Regions from separate parts of the Mus musculus genome. Here all the other regions are linked to region 4. A link is a loop called in an ENCODE intact Hi-C map of the cell type or tissue named here. Cell type or tissue: left cerebral cortex. All regions are shown on one strand. Region 1 has its middle 110 kb from the start of Gm40552. Region 2 has its middle 8.2 kb from the start of Gm35274. Region 3 holds the start of Gm35274 (a long non-coding RNA gene). Region 4 has its middle 73 kb from the start of Gm47415.

Region 1 (2,500 bases), 1.1 Mb before region 4:
TTGAAATTGAGCTCCATGGTCAGCCGACTTCTAAAGGAAGAAAAAAAATGAATGTGATAGGTTCTAATTTGCAAAGTAGGAAGACACTAGACAAATAATGGTATGGTTTCACTCTTAAAATACTTCTCTTTTTTGTGACTGATCTAAGAGGACCAAGATTGAAAGCAAAGGTGAGTTAGGAGGCTATTGTCACCATGCATAAGAAAATATGACTGAAATTAGTCATGTCAATGATAATGGGATAGAAGTAGATTATCCTGGAAAGAGTCTGTGGAACAAAATTGACAGGAATTAATGCTAAATACAATGTATCTTCAGCCAATGAGAAGTATACATGTAGCATGAATGAGAGTCGGGATGCTGTGATTTATAAATATGGAGGATGTAGGTGGGGAAGCTTAGGTTATCAAGAGATTTGGATCTGTTCTCTTTCAGCTGCCTATGCAGCATTGAATGGATATGAAACCTGAGTAGTGAAGCTGTACAGCTCACGATCCAGAAAGTCCCAAAGGAATTGATCTGTTATTTAAAAAGCCATTGGTCATTATAATATCACTAATGAAGGAATATAAGTAAGTAAAACTCAGAGAAAGAAGGCTTGCAAGATATATTAAAGAGTTACATAATACCATCCGATTATGTTACACTAATGCTAACTATAGGGGGATTTGATCAACACAAGGGAGGTTGCAATGACAGGGAGACAAATTGTAAGTCTAGAACAATAATAACGATACTTTCATATAGTACAAGTGTGAGAGGAAGGAAGACTTTTGGAACAGTCAGGAGGAGAAACAGTAAGATATTTATCTATAAGATGGCAGGGTATTGCCTAAGACTTAGATTTATTCAATTTTCTTCTGAGGAAGGTCTATATCAATTACCAGCTTTAGGTTCAGACATCAACTCTTTCTCTTCAGTGGGGTCTACGTAATTTGAAAATTATGAATACAATGTATTCCTTAGTTTGTATGGAAATGTGGAGTTGATAGATCCAAAGCTATGGTTGTTGTCTTAGCATGAATAAGGCACGCAATTAAAATGAAGATTTTTGGGCATATCTTGGGAAGGCTTAAACCACTGAGTAGACTTAAATGCTTCCTTCACAATTTTCTTGTAAAAGTTCAAGTTCTCTCAAGTCCTCTCATGACTTCTTGATGTACTATTTTGATAATAATTTTCTAAACTAATCCAGAGTCAGATGCATAAAGGACAAAAGATTACAACACTTCTATTAGTTACTAACAAAAACTTTAATAGCTTAAAACACTTTTCTTTCACTTTAGATTAAATAAACACCTGCTGCCCCCTAGTGGCAAATTACTGGGGAATAAAATCTGTGGGTCTCTTGTTTATCTACTAACTAAAGTGGAAGGTGGAATGCAGATGTTTTATAAAACTCAAACTGTCACCTCTAGTTGCATAAACTGCTTGAATCATTTTAATCAGTGGGACTCAATTGGAGGACTTACTGAAATGGCACACATGACCCTTATGGAATGGTTAGGAAAAGAATTGAAGGAGCTGAACAGTATTGCAACCCCATAGGAATAACAGTAGTATCAACTAACCAGGACTCCTCAGAGCTCTCAGAGACTAAGCCATAGGCACATATTCAGCAGAGGGCTGCCTTTTCTGGCCTTGGTGGGAAAGGGTGCACGTAAACCTGTAGAGACTTGATGCCCAAGGGAAGGGGATGCTGGCAGGGCTGAGGTGGAGGTGGGTAGGAGGTTGGCAGAGCACCCTCTCAAAAGCAAAGGGGAAGGGGGATAGGGTGAAGAACTCTTGGAATGGGGACCAGAAAAAGGGGCAACATTTGGAGAGTAAATAAATAAAATGGTTTAATAAAAACATGGCATCAATGATATTGCATATGTTCATTATAAGTAATTTAGTAACATGGGGAAGTAATTTATTCATCTTAATTACGAACAATCTGGATTTTAAAATCCATAAACCCAAGCATCATCCTGGTGCAAGCATCTGGGTTTACTAAACCTTGAGCAGATTTAGTAACAAGAGAGTGAGCCCTTGGCAGCTTAGAAATTGATGTTCCATGTTTAATATCTTCATTTTTCTCTCTGTTTTCCTGGCTGTGAAAAACAAAATGGCTCTTTAGAGGAGACAGAATTCATACTAATGAATATGTTGGGATATTACTCTGTGGCCCAAAGAAAACATTGAATCACCATATAGTAATATAGTAACCCCGCTCATATGTACACCGTTTGTGACTCTTCTGACCTGCTTCATCAACATTGGAATAAATAATGATGATGATGATGATGATGATGATGATGATGATGATGATAATAATAATAATAATAATAATAATAATAATAATAATATATTGCACCCCCACAGTTCCACAGTTCCTGGAAGCAGCCATGTATGCTCCTCCCCACAGTTACCTGGCAATAATCAGGTAGGCTTGGCCCAGTATTAAAAAGAGCTGCTTGGCCCCTCAGCTCTCTCTTAGGCTCTTTCCTCTCTCTTGCAT
Region 2 (2,500 bases), 450 kb before region 4:
TAAACAAATAAATCTTAAAGTTAAAAAAAAAATCGTGAAGAAATTTAGCCTTTTAAACCCTTTAGAACTGTTTTGAGTTTTGTTTTGTTTTATGAAGGATGTACATTATAACAGAAATTTAATAGTGAAATAGAAAATGTTAATAATAAGAGAAAAATAGTCAGTAGTCAAAAATTAAGACAGATAGAGGGTTGTACCATGGCTCACAAGGATACTGAGAGGACAACTCTTCCTCCTAGTTCCCCATCCACTTCCCCTTGGAGGGTGGGGAAGATCTCATTTGTCTTCCACACAATACTTTATACTTTCACTATTGAAATACTTCAATAGTGCTCAAACATGTTTCTTCTCAACAATTTATCTATACCAAGAGGAATGTCAGACACTTATCTTTCTCCTTCATTTGGTCTTGTTTTACTTTATTAACTATGAATTCCAGTACTTTCCTAGTGTGTTTCACTCTCCGTGGAATCCTTACTCCTCACCACAATCATACTTCCATCTGCCTTGCTCTGTACCTGATCCCTATGAGCATTTATATTTATTTCTCTAGGGATGCAAACCCACCAACTCTGCAGGCATGCATGAAAGGGGAACTTGTAATCCCTCCATCTAACCTTCCATCCCATTGGCCACCCGACTTCCTGAGTTGGCTTTGTATCATTGAGTGACTCAAAATGGCACAGCCCAGCTTTATTTCTACTGTACTTGTTGTGTGTGCCCGGACCCGTGTATGTGGGCATGTGGAAGACAGACAGCTGCCTTGGGCGACCTTCTTCAGAAAGCATCATTTGCCTTGAGTTTTTAAGAGAGAAGTCCTCCATTGGTCTGGAAGCTGGCAACATAGCCTAGGCTGCCTGGCCACTGAGACAAGGAAGCTGCCCGGCTCTGCCTCCCCAGTGATGTGATTGATTACATGCCTGAGCTCCGACACTCAGGAATTTTTTTTTTTTATGTGAGTTCTGGATGACCAAACTCAGGTTCTTTTGCAAGACATTCACTTTACGAGCTGAGGTATCAACCAATAAAGATTTTCATTAAGTATTAAATTTGGCTTCATATCTTTCTTTCACCTTCCCCTGAACTTTCAAGTTGCTGGAATATTGGCATTTCCTGGTCTAACTGCTTAAGCGGCATTCAAACCTTCACTATGAGAAGACTGACACGTTGGCTTGATAACATCTGCATTTCTTGGGTCAGAGGCAAAGAGAACAATTTCACTTGCTTCGATTCACACTTGTGTGGTCCTGTCTTTATCCCTGTCATATTCAGGGCAGTCATTGTGGCTCGTACCCCTATCCCATAGGTGAAATGGCATGTCCCGATAATTATCATCTCTATTCATGCATGATGCCATAAGTAACACTGGCTCCCCTTCAAGGCATCCCTGCTGAGCGATACCCACTATGTTCACTGATGCCATTAGCCAAGTCAGGGAATTGTTGCTATGAGAGCCCTAGGATGCAATGCCCTCCTTGCTAACTATGATTTGTGGTACCATATGGTGAGAAAGAAAAAGAAACCATGATTTTCTGGCTCTCACCTCCCATCTACATGACTTATTTTTGTTCTCCTTGATGAAAGTCTCAAGTACAGTGCTCCCCCCACCCCCTTGCCACTTCCCACCTGCTCCTCAGATGCCATTCGTCCGTCCCCCTATAATTTCCCACACTGTGTCTCGATGGCCTTTCCATTATCATGCTCTTAAATCCACCTGCCACACACATATTGATATTTTGTTATTTTTCTCCACACTTCAGGATTATGGGTTGCTCTTTCATCTTGGTTTTGAATTAATACACCCTTCAGAGGCTTCAGGGAAGCTGAACTGTTAGCTCTCATTTCTGAGCCCATTAGAGCTTATTCACTGATCCCTCTCGTTGGTCTACCTCTGCTATTCATGGTTGTTTTGTCCTTTTATTTTGGGCTCTTCCCTCTTCCATTCTTAGGCTGATAGACTCAGTTATTTGGTGATCAATCGCACTTCAATTACCTCAGCTTTTAAGGCTGGATTCGAATGGTCACACCCCACATCTCTTCTCTTTGATACACAGTCTGCTTTGACTGAGTTCATGGTTATTACACCCGCTTCTAATTGGGCTCAATTGCTATTTCTAAGGGTTGCTTTGATTTGGGGGAGCAGTCTCATGCCATGCTGAACATTCTCAAACAGAAGAGACTCATCAGATCCTGCAATATGTAGTGTCTGTGGTGGGTCTGCCAAACCATAAGTCATTGAGGGTGAGAGGTAGTCTTGTCTACGACTTTAAAATAAGTAAATGTAGAACTTTCCCAGGTACATATTTTATAACACCGTATTTATCTATTTTCCCATAGATAAAACATAAAAAATAAAAATAAAAATACAGTGGCCACTCAGGAAACCAACTTTCTTGCCTATATTTATGACAGATCAATAATAAATCCATGTTATGCTGAAAAATACCATTTCTTGTTGAGGCAGATTCTTAAAATTGCAAGCATGTGTGTTTAACTATAT
Region 3 (2,500 bases), 440 kb before region 4:
ATGTAACTTCTTACAGCTGGACTTTAAAAAGTAAAGGCAAAATCAAACAAAAATGTGTTCTAGGAGAGTTAGGCAAGAAGGACATCCCTAGGCAAGGGGCTGCTTCTTACCTGCTGCCAAAGGAAGAGTCTGTTTTCCTCTAAAAGTGCAGCTCCTAATAAGTCAACCATGCTCCAGTGGGACATTTGGGCAGCACAAATTTGCCTGGAAGTTGGGGGGGGGGATGGGGGGAGACAATTATTGAGCAAAAAGGAAAGACAGTGTATCCGGGAAAAGTGGGGGAGGAGTAGGTTATGATCAAAACATATCAGAAATCCTCAAACGTGTTTTTAGTAATTAAAGAAAAATAAGGACAATGAAAAGTTGTATCGTGATTTCTTTCTAAGTATGTTCTGGATAATTAATTAAATTTCTGATTAGGATAAATGATACTTTAAGATTATAGGATATGAAATCATCTTTTCTGAAAAATAATCTCTATTCTTGTGCTTCAGGTAATTTTTCTCCTAATAAGAGTAATTCCCTCCTGATTGCCTGAGGCATCTAAATACATTATTAACTATCAGCTTATTTGAATTTTTCAAGAAAGTATTAAATGTACACATCACTATTTTCAAATTTGAAATTAACTGAAAGACTTTTATATTCAAAACATCAGAGTTACTGTTCAAACCATTTATCTAAGGACTGGCACACGCCCTTCCTTCCCCCTTTTCACTTTGCTTTTATTTCTTGGTCGTAGTTTTAAATTTGATTTAAAACAAAACAATATGTGTAACAATCCTTTTTAAACATTAATTGAAATTATTGAATTTCTTCACAATTGTGAGTGCTAGACAGAGCTCAAAGTTGTGTACAGGAAAACTCGCACTAGTATCCTGTGCCTGCAGACACTGCAAGTGGAGATGAAGTGTAGTTGTAAGGCTCATATCTGCTTAAATAAAACACAGATCCAGGTTGCTAGTGAGAGACTGCCTGGTCGCTCCAGGCTGACCCGAGGCAAAACTATAAAATCTTCCAAGTGTGAATTCTCTATTCTACAGAGCTCTCCCTCAGTGCTCTCTACTTTCTTCTACCCATCTGCCCTTGCCAGAACTCACTGATTTGAGCTTTTGGTCTACTCTCCTATGGTATCCCACTCTGATCTGTCCTTTTTAGAAAATGTCCTATATATAGGAACATTGCCATCTGTGGAAGTAAGAAAGCCCTGAGCCTTCATATTCCAAGGCATTGTAACATTTTACAAGTTCTTCTTGAAATGATTTCTGCAAAATATAAGAATAGTGATTCCTTGTCTAAAATAATTTTAGTATGTGGAGGAAGTTCACTCCTCTCTCTCTCTCTCTCTCTCTCTCTCTCTCTCTCTCTCTCTCTCTCTGTGTGTGTGTGTTGCAAATAAAAGAATAGTGATTCCTTGTCTAAAATAATTTTAGTATGTGGAGGAAGTTCACTCCTCTCTCTCTCTCTCTCTCTCTCTCTCTCTCTCTCTCTGTGTGTGTGTGTGTGTGTGTGTGTGTGTGTGTGTGTGTGTGTGCGCGTGTGTGTGTTGGGCATCTGATTGCAAGAAGTCATAACTAATGTGACTTCTAAAGATACAAACCTTTGAAGAGCATCATTTTAATTGCCCTTATTAACAAGGGCTGCTGGAGCTCAGCCTAACCCTGCCATGCACCTTCCCTGACAATGTTTTCATTATGCCAGAAGTCTGACAACCTGTCAAATACCATTTCTTTTCTTTCACCTTAGACAGTGAAGATTCCAGTCTTTCTTAGGGGAGTGACTAGAGAATATAATCTGGGGGTAAAAGATTGAACTATAGATTCAAAACTGACTGGAAAAATCTTACTACACCTCAGAAGTGAAGCATCTCACATCACCACCACCCTCCCGGCCACCCCGCCCATGCATGCCATGGTGTTTAATGCATGTGATCTTCCCTTTTATGATCTGCTGTGTATTTCAGTAACTTCATGTGAAATAAAATCATACTAATGTAAACTCATTACCGGGACTTTGACCATAGGTACTTCAGGAAAGAGCGCATCTATTGAATATAATAAGAGGTACTGAGCTCACTGCAGGTCACGCACATCACCCAGCATACCAAAGGTTCATGGTATCCTTAGCAGTTCATTATAGTTTCTACCTTTGTATGCTCGCTTTGAGGGAGAAACACCAAAGAGACTCATTTATTAACCAAAGAGATTCAACTAGCTTGTTAAATATTTATGCCATAACATATCCACTTGGAAATCTAATACATAAAAATTGAAAAGATGACATTTCTATGTTGTTATTTACTAATGAGGCATATATGTCTGTGGAACATTGCTTAAATTCTCAAACACTCGAATCAAACTGGACATGCTAGCTGCAATTTTTTTTCCATTTTTTATTAGGTATTTAGCTCATTTACATTTCCAATGCTATACCAAAAGTCCCCCATACCCACCCACCCCCACTCCCCTACCCACCCACTCCCCCTTTTTGGCCCTGACGT
Region 4 (2,500 bases):
CTTCTGTTTTAAAGCACAGGGCTGTGAAACTCACACAGGACATGTCTGAATGCACCTTATCAACTACCAAGTTCTTTACAGAGAATGATCAATGTTTTCAAACCTAAGGGAGTGGCTTGTGCTATTAGTGGACCAGTGTCTGTGGGTGGGATGGTGTGTGTGTACATGTACACGTGCGGATATACAGTTAAGTGTGCATGTGTTTGTTCACTTAACTAACTCAACTAACCAGACTTACTGTGCACACATCTCTAACTTACTTCGTCCTGGCCACGTGGACGTGTCTTAAAGATAGCAGATGGTGACAATGGCGGGCAGCCACAGTGGGGCCCTGGCTCCCCATGAACATCCTGGCATCTATCTGCCACTAATCCTTAAATTTGGAAAGCTATCACTGACAGTCTTCAGCCCAAACTTTCTGTCCTCTCTCAGTCCCCCAGCTGCTTAGAAGCAATTTATCTAATCAATAAAATTAAGAATCTTGATCTTAAGCTGCTGTTAAGAAAAAATTTGCTTCTACTTAAAGAATGTGCCTATGTGTGAGTCCCACTATCCAGTCCTCTGCAGCGAAACCGACAAACATCTTGTTCTGCGCTACTAACAGCTCACGCACCACCAGGCATTCGGTGCAAACATCATTATTTAATATATTGCTTCTGTCAAAGGTCAAAAATGGAGCTGCGCTAATATGAAATTGCAGTCGAAAAAAAGAAGAAATGCTCACATCCCACTACCAAGTGAAAATCATGATATAACAGCAGTTAATAGGATCATAGTTGTGTGGTCTGCTTCAAATGGCTTCAGAGCCAGTTAGCAAATCAACATCACCTGCCCTTCAAAGATCGAAGCCTTAGCCAGGCAAACCTGTGTCTGGCCATCCAAATGTGGAGGTGGACGACGAAAGGTTTTTAAGCTATAGCATGAAGCTGGCTTAAATCATATGTTGCTTAGAAACTGATAGTAAAACTTATGGAAAAAATACCAGTGTGCTTCATATGATACTAGGTAACTCTTGGGTGGGTGAGACAGCTTAAAAGGTAAATCGCTTGCAGCATTGCAAGCCTGACAACTAAACTCAGCCTCTTGGTTAATCCTTGGTCTCAAGAGAGAGCTGACTCCAAAAATGTTGTCCTCCAGTCTCCACAGGAGCTCTGTGACATGTGTGCAAGCAAGTGCACACACACACCGCACACACACGCACGCGCGCAGACACACTCACAAGCTTAGAATACCTTTAGATTTATATACAGAAAGCTTTTTGCATTCCAACCTCTCCATTGAACCTTAAGAACGCCTTTTTTAAAGACACCATACTTTAACTGGAGTCATGCTGCCATCTAGTGGACATTCCTAAGAACTGAGGTATTTCTGTCCTGGAGAAATCTCCGACAGGGATCCAATACAGTTTTTCCTGCGGGCAGCATTTTTCACACTAGCCCTGGTTCCTGGCATAGTAAAAAGATATTTTCAAATGTGTCAGTCACTCTCAGTGATCTGGAGTAGAATTTCTGTGTTTCAGCTTTTGTCTAAAATTGAGAAGACTCAGTAGAGAAAACTTATCTCCCCAACCCCCAGGAAAGAAGCGCCCAGAGACCAAGCATTCTGTCCCTTTTGCTCAGGTCTGCTGTGTGCCTTTGAGGAAACAGACCTCAAAGAGATAGCGAAGGACCCTGACATGTTACTTTCTTTCCCTTCTTGTTGTTCCCAGACAACTGTAAACACCGCTGTGTGATAAACACGGTACCGTTAGGAAAGGGACATGTCACCTCAAACTTGCACACATCAATGTGGTTGCAAAGCTACAGCATGAGGGAGAGATCAGAGAAATGGCTCCTTCCTCAAAGAAGGAGCCAGCAAGTGTCATTTCACATCGCTGTGTCTCGGATCCTCATCTTGCTCGGTGGGTCGTGGCTTCAGGGGATGCGCACATGTAGTTATATCGTGTGTGAGTCTCGTTACCTTAAAAACAAGACAAAAGTATTTCTCACATTTTCATTTGCCCTCTTCTGTTGATAGCAGGCTTTTATTGCTATCAAAAACCAAATGGCCAGCAGACATACAAGTAGCATTCTATGGTCTGAGAAGGTTATATCTATGTAGTTATGAATGTGTGTGTATGTGTGTGTGTGTATGCATATATTTATTTATTTATTCTTTGAGTCTGTGGAGTGTAGCATGGTGCCTGTATTTTATGGCTAATATCCACTTAGAAGTAAGTACATACCATCATACCATGCATGTCCTTTTGGGACTGACTCCCAAATTCTTATATGTAATCAAAGCCTCAATGTTCTCCCTCTGGGTTCTCTTTCGGCTCTTTAAGCAACAATAACTTCAAAACAATAACTTTAAAATAATCCAAGTCTTTGAAAGAGAGCAAGAAGGCAAATGGGAGGAAATGGAGAAGGTACATGATATAATTATATTAATCTCAATTTTTTTAAATCATTGTAAAAGCTAAATAAAATCTCCCAAAACAAAGCTCTAGGGCATGGGTATT

The links. Hi-C counts contacts between places; a loop is a spot of excess contacts. Peaks named below come from ENCODE experiments on the same cell type or tissue, not always from the same donor. Only the 100,000 strongest peaks of a DNase experiment are listed, where the experiment ranks them.
Region 1: it touches region 4 in a loop (4-fold over the local background); 3 of 42 quality-filtered maps call a loop at or near these places.
Region 2: a loop joins it to region 4, with 3 times the contacts of the local background. A loop is called at or near these places in 2 of 42 quality-filtered maps.
Region 3: it touches region 4 in a loop (4-fold over the local background); 2 of 42 quality-filtered maps call a loop at or near these places.

What each region holds. Positions count from the first base shown.
Region 1 is chr12:97,129,161-97,131,660 of GRCm38, forward strand. No RefSeq gene overlaps it. Among named protein-coding and RNA genes, the nearest start is that of Gm40552, 110 kb to the right of the region's middle. In left cerebral cortex, a CTCF peak has its summit at 1,304 (motif pointing left); a DNase peak (open chromatin) is centred at 1,317.
Region 2 is chr12:97,730,807-97,733,306 of GRCm38, forward strand. No RefSeq gene overlaps it. Among named protein-coding and RNA genes, the nearest start is that of Gm35274, 8.2 kb to the right of the region's middle. In left cerebral cortex, no CTCF peak of the experiment used is centred here; a DNase peak (open chromatin) is centred at 1,549.
Region 3 is chr12:97,740,038-97,742,537 of GRCm38, forward strand. Gm35274 (a long non-coding RNA gene) reads right to left here and starts at 198. Exons shown (of 3, transcript XR_381819.2): 1 at 111-198. In left cerebral cortex, no CTCF peak of the experiment used is centred here; a DNase peak (open chromatin) is centred at 1,129; H3K27ac peaks cover 279 bases.
Region 4 is chr12:98,180,698-98,183,197 of GRCm38, forward strand. No RefSeq gene overlaps it. Among named protein-coding and RNA genes, the nearest start is that of Gm47415, 73 kb to the left of the region's middle. In left cerebral cortex, a CTCF peak has its summit at 1,347 (motif pointing left); DNase peaks (open chromatin) are centred at 222 and 1,262; H3K4me3 peaks cover 205 bases; H3K27ac peaks cover 667 bases.